Regions from separate parts of the Homo sapiens genome. Here region 1 is linked to region 2. A link is an interaction called in ENCODE POLR2A ChIA-PET data of the cell type or tissue named here. Cell type or tissue: OCI-LY7. All regions are shown on one strand. Region 1 has its middle 39 kb from the start of LINC00301. Region 2 has its middle 16 kb from the start of MS4A12.

Evidence for each region. Peaks named below come from ENCODE experiments on the same cell type or tissue, not always from the same donor. Only the 100,000 strongest peaks of a DNase experiment are listed, where the experiment ranks them.
Region 1: POLR2A ChIA-PET joins it to region 2 with 5 read pairs; 2 of 35 experiments call an interaction of 5 or more read pairs at or near these places.

Annotation. Positions count from the first base shown.
Region 1 is chr11:60,574,612-60,579,611 of GRCh38, forward strand. It overlaps the pseudogene MS4A19P. Among named protein-coding and RNA genes, the nearest start is that of LINC00301, 39 kb to the right of the region's middle. In OCI-LY7, no CTCF peak of the experiment used is centred here; no DNase peak of the experiment used is centred here.
Region 2 is chr11:60,474,312-60,479,311 of GRCh38, forward strand. No RefSeq gene overlaps it. Among named protein-coding and RNA genes, the nearest start is that of MS4A12, 16 kb to the right of the region's middle. In OCI-LY7, no CTCF peak of the experiment used is centred here; a DNase peak (open chromatin) is centred at 2,890; H3K4me3 peaks cover 2,973 bases; H3K27ac peaks cover 3,199 bases.

The sequences.
Region 1 (5,000 bases), 100 kb after region 2:
TAGGTATAAATTTAGCAAAATATGTACAGGACTTATATTTTGAAAATTATCTAATACTAATAAAAGAATTCAGGAGGCTGAGGTGGGTGGATCACCTGAGGTCAGGAGTTCAAGACAAGCCTGACCAACCTGGTAAAACCCCATCTCTACTAAAAATACAAAAATTAGCCTGGCGTGGTGGCATGTGCCTGTAATCCCAGCTACTCAGGAGGCTGAGGCAGGAGGATTGCTTGAATCTGGGAGGCAAAGGTTGCAGTGAGCCAAGATCATGCCACTGAATTCCAGCCTGGTTGACAAGAGCAAAACTTCACCTCTGAAAAAAAAATAAATTAAATAAAATAAAACAATTCCAAGTAGGTTACATAAATGAAAAGCCATTTATATTTGTGGCTGAAAATCTCAACATAGTAAAAATATTAATTGTCCCAAAATTGACATATAGATTTAGCACAATTCCTATCAAAATCCTGGAAACATTTTTTGTAGATTTAAATAAGATTATCTAAAATTTCTATGGAAAGGTTGAGAAGCTAGAATAGCTAAAATTTTTTAAAGAAGAATGAAGTGAAAGGAAACATACTACCTGATTTTAATACATATAACTACAGATATTAAGACTGTGTGGTATTGGTGTAGCAACAGATACATGGATAAATGGAACAGAACACAGAATCCATGAGTAGACTCATACAAGTACGGTTGACTGATTTTTTATAAAAGTAATTCAACGGAGGAAGTATAGTCATCTCTAAAAATGGTGTTGGACTAACTGGATAACCAGTGGCAAAAAATAAAAGAAAAGAACCTCAAATTAAAGTCTCCTACCTTATACAAAAATTAATTCAAAATGAATAATATGTTTAAATATAAAACTATAACACTTTTAGAAGAAAGCATAGGAGAAAATATTTAGTACCTAGGACTCTAGAGCTCTTTAACATGACCTTAAAAACATGATCCATCCACAAAAGACACAAATCAATACATTTTACTTCACCAAAATTAAGTTTTGTTTTGTGAAATACCCTTGTTAGGAAGATGGAATGACAAGCTACAGAGTAGGAGAAAATACTTGCTAACCACATCTCTGACAAAGGATTTGTGTCTAAGAATATCCTTCTTAAAATCCTTAAAACTCAACAGCAGAAAATACACAAATGATCCAACTTTAAAACCAGCAAAAGACGTGAAAAGACATTTCACTGAAGAAGATATACAGACGGCATAAGCATATAGAAAGATGCTCAACATCATTAGCCACCAGAGAAATGCAAATTAAAACCACAATGAGATATCACTACAAACCTATTAGAACAACTAAAATAAGAAATTGTGACAATACCAAATGCTGGAGATGATGCAGAGAAACTGGATCTCTCTTACATTGCCAATGAGAATATAAAAATGATACAATCACTCTCGAAAATAGTTTGACATCTTATTTAAATACTAAACATACACTTAACATTAAATTTAGCAAGTGAGCTCCAGGGTATTTATCTTGGACAACTGAAAACTGATGTCTGCAGAATTTACACATGACTATTCATAGCATCTTTATTTGTAATAGCTCCCAAAGTGGAAACTATCAAAATACCCCCTCAAGAGCTGAATAAACTCTAGTTGTTCATACCGTAGACTACTACTCAGAAATTAAAAAGGAGTGAACTACATTATTACACATAACAACTTGATGGATCTCAAAGGTATTTTGCTGGACAACAACAAAAAAGCCAATCACAAAATGAACATACTGAATTATTCCATTTATTTGACATTATCAAAATGATAATAGTGAGGATAAGAAAAACAAATTAGTGACTACCAGAAGTTCAGCATTGTTGGGACAATAAAGATATAGCATGAGGGATATCTTCATGGTGATAGAATAGTTCTGTATCCTGATTATGGTTGTGATTATGCAAATATGCTTATGTGCTCAAATGACACATAACTATACACACACACTATATCAAGGTTATTTTCCTAACTTTGATATCGTCATATAGTTATGTAAGATGGTGCCATTCTGAAAATCTGGATTCAGGACACAAGGACCTGTCCATACTAGTTTTGAAAATTCCTATGAATTTGTAATTACTTAAAAAATAAAGTTATTTTTAAATTCTACATCCTTCACTAAACTCAGACTTCAGAGAAAGTCATCGTTTTCCATGCCAAGCAAGGAGATGAAATGTGCACAGCATGTCAATCAGTGGGAAAAGTCCTATCCATTCCAGTTTCCCCTTGCTTCCTGCCACAGCCTGCCTGAAGTACCTCTAAATGCATAGTTTTGTGTTGCCTAGGGGTTAATCTGTAAGTGAAAATAGTATTTTCATTAATTAGCCACTTCTTGGCTCTCCCCAGAATCACACACCAGAACAGAAGCTCATTGCAAACTTCAAGTAGAGATGTCCAGTGTTTTAAGAAAATCTGTGAGAAAAATATGTCAGGAATCCCCAGACATTGTGAAAATATGGTTGCAGTATGGCAAAAGATGCTAAGTTATGAACTCCAATCCTGCTCCTTCAGCTTTTTCAAACTTAACCACTGCGCTTACCTGGGGGTGTAGGTAGGGAGAGTCGGAATGTTGGTTCATTCAGCTGTGGCAGAACAAAAGCACCCCTGAGAAATATCTACCTGAAAACCAACTGGAAGGCCCTACAGTGATACGTTAGAGGGCTCTTCATACAACTTAGAATTGTCCTCCTCCTATGGCTCAGAAACTGTCATAGCTGGCCTATAACTTCTGTGGGTACAAATTATCTGAGACCTCCACATCAGGAAATAGCCCCTTGGAAGAGTGACAGAAAACCAAGGATCCCAAAGGCTCACTATCCTTTTGAAAGGACCCTCTTATAAAGGACCCAGGACTATCAGTTATAGATGTTATGGAGGTGGGAAGAACAAAAGGAACCAAAGTCCAAAAATCAGCTTTGGTAAAATAAGAGAAATCTAGGGAAGGTCAGAAATACCAAGTCTAGTTGCCTGTAGAACATAAAAGCTGTATATTCAGGATAAGATTGTTGACCTAGGTCAAGAATTCTTGACCATACAGGTACATAGTCATTATATCTACAAACTGCTCTGAAATAATAAACTTTCCTTATCTGAGTTGAATGTTGAGAAATTTAAAATTCTGTTAGGTCATCACCTTCTGTCTTCATCATGGCTTTTTCTTGATGTGTATTCCTTTCAAAGGTTGAACTAAAATAATAATTAGTGATAGTGTTATTTTCTTCTAGGTGATACAAGTAATGACTGGCATACTTCTTCACTGCCTGGGACTGCTCTGGATGTATTTGTTACTCACACAAACTACTGCATTTGGAGCCACATATATTCCTCTTGCATTACTAACGGCATACCCATTTTGGTCATCCTTGCTTGTGGTAAATAATCAAATTTCTGATTGTTATTCATTAATTTATTCGTTACATGTAATGACTGTTTATCAGTCAAGCAGTGTGCCAGAGACTGAACACTAAAAATGCACAATCTCTATTCTCAAGGAACTCATTTTACCTGGTTGAAAATAATATACCAATATGAAAAAACTTAGATTCTTATCAGTGATATTCTTTAATAATAAGAGTCTATTTTGTTAAAAGGCTACATTTTACATTCTTCTAGGATATGGAGAAAAATGATAAGATGCCCAAGGGGCATTTTGGGAAAACAGAAAATGGTTGGTGACTATTCAACTGCCCATATGGTATTTATTTTGCCAGTGGGGCAAATAAAAAATGAGAGAGCATAACTGCTGAGGAAATAGTGGGATATATACAATTTGTGTAGGGAAAGAAGCATAAAATCTTTGTGTTGTATTCAAGAAGTATTTGGTAAAATTGAACAGAGATTTTGAAATTGAATTTTATTGTGACTGATAGTATGATGAGTGATGTGCCATTGTCTTTAAAGGGGATATCATGAAGAAGATATTATGGTGGTTGATGTGCCATGTTTCCTACAAAATCCTGAGTAAAGTTTATTATAATATCACATTTGGAGTTTGATCACTCAACCAGTACTTATTGAGTACTATGATGTGTCAGGCACTGTTTTAGGTGCCTGAGATACATTAGCAAACAAAACAAAGATCCCACTTCTTATGGAGCTTTTATTCTAGCATGGTGTAGTATATTAGAAGATGATAAGGCCATAGAAGCAGAAAGAAAAAGAGTAGGCTAAGGGGGACTGGAATTTTTGGGAAAGTGGCAAAGGGATGTAGGTTATCATCTAAAATTGGATGGTTGAGGTAGGGCTCCTTGAAAAAGTGACTCTATTACTGATCTATTGTTATATAATAAACCACCAAAAACCCAGTGGCATACAATTACAAGCATTTATTTTTTACTCATGCAGACTTGGCAGAGATTCAACTGCTCTTGGCCTGGTTTCAAGCTATAGGACAGGTCCAGATCCACTCCATATGTATCTTATTGCCTTTAGACTAGTGACTACTAGAGGCATATTCTTCTCACAATGAAAAGCAAGAACACAAGAGGACAATCCTAATCACACAAGACCATTTCAAGCTTTGGCTTGGGTCATGTTTGTTAAAATCCCAGCTAAAACAAATAAAATGATCAAGTCCTAAATTAAAGAGCAGGGAAGCATAATCTAAGCACCATGAGATCACAGCAAGAGTATGAAAATATATTATTATTACCTAAAAGTAAAAAATTGTGACCAACAGTTCAAACTACCATAGTGACATTTGAGCAAAGACTTGAAAAAGTGATGGTTTTGACCACAAGGATATGCTGGGAAAGAACATCTCAGGAGAACAGTTAGAATGAATTCTTCAATGAAGGTTCCTAGAAAAATGTAGTCAGTATTTCTGGAACAGAGTGAGCAAGCACAATAGTAGTAGAAAACAAGTTAGAAAAAATAATGGGGCGCCGGTTAATATAGGGCTATGTAAGCCATTGTAAAGATTTTAGCTTTTACTGTTAGTGAAATTGGAGTTATTATAGTGTTTCATAAACAGAGTTAAA
Region 2 (5,000 bases):
TCATGGGTAGGAAGAATCAATATCATGAAAATGGCCATACTGCCCAAGGTAATTTATAGATTCAATGCCATCCCCATCAAGCTACCAATGACTTTCTTCACAGAATTGGAAAAAACTACTTTAAAGTTCATATGGAACCAAAAGAGAGCCCGCATCGCCAAGTCAATCCGAAGCCAAAAGAACAAAGCTGGAGGCATCAGGCTACCTGACTTCAAACTATACTACAAGGCTACAGTCACCAAAACAGCATGGTACTGGTACCAAAACAGAGATATAGATCAATGGAACAGAACAGAGCCCTTGGAAATAACGCCGCATATCTACAACTATCTGATCTTTGACAAACCTGAGAAAAACAAGCAATGGGGAAAGCATTCCCTATTCAATAAATGGTGCTGGGAAAACTGGCTAGCCATATGTAGAAAGCTGAAACTGGATCCCTTCCTTACATGTTACACAAAAATTAATTCAAGATGGATTAAAGACTTAAACGTTAGACCTAAAACCATAAAAACCCTAGAAGAAAACCTAGGCATTACCATTCAGGGCATAGGCATGGGCAAGGACTTCATGTCTAAAACACCAAAAGCAATGGCAACAAAAGACAAAATTGACAAATGGGATCTAATTAAACTAAAGAGCTTCTGCACAGCAAAAGAAATCACCATCAGAGTGAACAGGCAAGCTACAAAATGGGAGAAAATTTTTGCAACCTACTCATCTGACAAAGGGCTAATATCCAGAATCTACAATGAACTCAAACAAATTTGCAAGAAAAAAACAAACAACCCCATCAAAAAGTGGGCGAAGGACATGAACAGACACTTCTCAAAAGAAGACATTTATGCAGCCAACAGACACATGAAAAAATGCTCACCATCACTGGCCATCAGAGAAATGCAAATCAAAACCACAATGAGATACCATCTCACACCAGTTAGAATGGCGATCATTAAAAAGTCAGGAAACAACAGGTGCTGGAGAGGATGTGGAGAAATAGGAACACTTTTACACTGTTGGTGGGACTGTAAACTAGTTCAACCATTGTGGAAGTCAGTGTGGCGATTCCTCAGGGATCTAGAACTGGAAATACCATTTGACCCAGCCATCCCATTACTGGGTATATACCCAGAGGATTATAAATCATGCTGCTATAAAGACACATGCATACATATGTTTATTGCGGCACTATTCACAATAGCAAAGACTTGGAACCAAGCCAAATGTCCAACAATGATAGACTGGATTAAGAAAATGTGGCACATATACACCATGGAATTCTATGCAGCCATAAAAAATGATGAGTTCATGTCCTTTGTAGGGACATGGATGAAACTGGAAATCATCATTCTCAGGAAACTATCGCAAGGACAAAAAACCAAACACTGCATGTTCTCACTCATAGGTGGGAATTGAACAATGAGAACATATGGACACAGGAAGGGGAACAACACACTCTGGGGACTGTTGTGGGGTGGGGGGAGGGCAGAGGGATAGCATTAGGAGATATACCTAATGCTAAATGACGAGTTAATGGGTGCAGCACACCAGCATGGCACATGTATGCGTATGTAACTAACCTGCACATTGTGCACATGTACCCTAAAATTTAAAGTATAATAATAATAAAATAAAATAAACTATAAAGAAAAAGAATCTCTGGGCTAGCATTAGGCATTGGGATTTTTAAAAGGTCCCCAGATAATTCCAATTAAATCAAGTCTAGCCTAAAGCTGCCTCCTTACATTTTTTTTTTTTTTTTTTTTTTTTTTTTTTTTTTTTTTGAGACGGAATCTCGCTCTGTCACCCAGGCTGGAGTGCAGTGGCACGTTCTCGGCTCACTGCAAGCTCCATCTCCTGGGTTCACGCCATTCTCCTGCCTCAGCCTCCCGAGTAGCTGGGACTACAGGCGCCCACCACCACGCCCGGGTAATTTTTTGTATTTTTAGTATAGCCAGGATGGTCTCGATCTCCTGACCTCGTGATCTGCCCGCCTCGCCTCTCAAAGTGCTGGAATTACAGGCGTGAGCCACTGTGCCCTGCCCGCCTCCCTACGTATTTTAAGGTTGGCCTAAAAGTTTTTCTTTACATCGTGAACTATAACAAGTGGAGGTGTAAACAGACAGTAGCCTACCCTTGTGCCAGTCACTAAGTTTTGATCAATCAAATGTAGTCAACTGTTCAAACCGTGATCAAATAAGGTAATGTCAACCTGTAACCAATCCAACTGTTTCTCTACCTTATTTCCTTTTCTGTACATCACTTTTCCTTTTCTGTTCATAAATCTTCTTCCACCACGTGACTGTGCTGGAGTCTCTGAGCCTCTGGCTAGAGGAGGGGCTGCCCGATTCGCGCATCATTCATTGCTCAATTAAACGCCTTTAAATTTAATTTGGCTGAAGTTTTTCTTTTATCAGTACAGCTGCCGTGAAAACTAGTGATTTTAAAAATAGCATGCATCCTAGGTTAGAATGCTAAACGCCTGCGGAAAACTCAATTCTGCTGAACTCTACTCCATTTTGTCCTGTTCAATGAGAGCCTTTTTTTGAATTTGTCTTTCTCAGAGCTTTGCTAATTAAACATTTTCAAGAGAACTCAGGAAAGAAAAAGTCTTTAAGAGAATCTCTTGCAGTTCCACACTGGCAAACAAAAGGCCTGCAAAATAGTATATCCTAGATGGATCTTAGCTTTTTTTTTTTTTTTTTGACAAGCACCTAATTCAAATTTAAAAGAAGAAAAATTGTGTGTTGCATTCAATGTCTTAATAAAGTTTTCTGTCATCTCGTGATGCATTGTTCCTGTCATCAATTCTGATTTACTGCAGCTGTTTCCTGCAAAACGCAAAAGCGTAACTTCAACAAGTTTCATTTCCTATAAAGATAAAAGTACAGAAAGTTGTGGATACATCTCTGGGCAAATCTGTTACTGCAGAAGCTGATGAAAAATGGTGCCAGAGCTATTTACGCAATGAGAGCTTTCTGATGCTTTAGGGCTGGGGACTTCTCGTTTCCTTGATCTCACCTGGTTCATGGAGCAGTATCGTTCTTGTCATTGATGCTGCACCTCAGAGATTTGTTGCTACTGTATTGGCTGTTGTGGTTGTTTCCATCAAAGATGAGCAAGAATTGCTTTGAAGAAAATTTTACAACACCCAATTGTCAATGAGTTATTATAAGTGATATGACTGAACTTTAGCTCTAAGTGAATAGAAGTGTCTAAATTACACCTGCACCATCCTCTTGACTACTCACTAGTGAGATGGAGACTAATTCATCTAAATTCTCTACACTTCACAAAGGCAGGAATTCTTGTCTATGTTGTTTACTCCTATATACACAGCACTTAGTACCAAGCACATGGAAAGCTGAATTTGTTGAATTTGCTGACTGAATGTAGCCCTTTTATCTAGCTGTGTCTGTAGGCTCTAGACCTTCCACCATTCTGAGGTAATTGCTTGCCTAGATGCTCGTGCAAACCATTGAATTCTCTCTCTCCTGTCCTTCACAACCAAACAACTCAAAAGCAGAGTCTGCTTTCAGGTTTGAATGTTTTCATATCGCGTTCATTTTTCAGTGAATTACAGTCTGTCTATTCTCTCTAATACTTTTCTAGAATTGTTTCCCCAAATGCTGCCAATGACTTCTTAATTGTTGAATCCAGTGGATTCTACTCAATTCTCATTCTGTGAGATTTAACAACACTGCCCTTTTGCTTCCTTGCCTTTTGAGACACATGCCCTTCCTTAGCTTCCAAGATGGGACACTCTTAACTCTCTCTCCTACTTTCTTAGACATACACAATTTCATCTTCACTAGTTGCATTTTTTCTGACAACCAAATGTGCACATTCCTTACAAAGTGTTACCTTCCCCCAAAAACTCTCATCCATTCCCATAACTCAGTCTATCAATTTTAGGTAACTAATTCATGTAATTGCATTTTCAATCCTGTTTACTCATCTGATTTCCAAGCCTGCATGTCCGGGTATTTGCAAATTATTTCATAATGATCTCCTATCTGCAATGTAAAACTATAGAGCTGGTCCAGTCTGAGCCCGCGGTCTAATTCCCATGCACCTCCTTTTTAGCTTCCTGTCTCTCTCCCTTCACATCCTCCCCCATCATCCACACTCACAGCTGAGAGATGTATTTGATTTATTCCTTTTTCACTCTTTTTATCTAATGAAGTTCCTCATGTACTTTAAGTTTTGTCTACTCTAAAATGTCTCTAAAATCCAACTCTCCTCTTCTTTCTAGTCTTCACTTTAGGCCTAGTTTCTCATTTGCTCCTGCTGTTTCACTTATTTTATAAACGATTAATTGGAATTGTTACATCCCTACTTAGACATCTTGAATGATTCTCCAGTGCTTACCAATTAAAGTCCAGATGCCATGGACATATAAGATCCTGCATAGTATTGTTTTAACTTTTCTCTACTGCCTTCTCATTACACCCTAATTTAGCCACAGTCCAGCCTGGTTATTCAATTATTGCTCCTGAACACAAATAGAATGTTTCTGTTTTCCTCCTGTTTAGATATTGTTCCCCTACGTGGAATAGTCTTCTCTTTTTTCTCTCTTACTAAGTTCTACCTATTCTCTAAGATTCATCTCAAATCCTTCCTATTCCATGAGGTTTTCTTCTAATACTCCAATTTTATTGAGCTCCCACCTGTGCTATATTATTGAGCAATTATTTTCTCCTATGCACCAGGACATTATACCATTATTTAGCTCTTCTGGGCTGACTTATATCACTGGTTATCTTGTAAAATTATTTGTATTGAGATTTGTTTCACACACCATAAAATTTACTCTTTTAATTTTTTAAGGAGGTTTTTGAAGAAGCTCCCATACTGTTTTCCATGGTGGCTGTACCCATTTACATTCCCACCAACAGTGAGCAAGTGTTTCCTGCTCTCCACATCCCCTCCAGCATTTAGTTTCTTTCTTTGATAACAGCTATTTTAACTGGGGTGAGATGATATCTCATTGCAGTTTT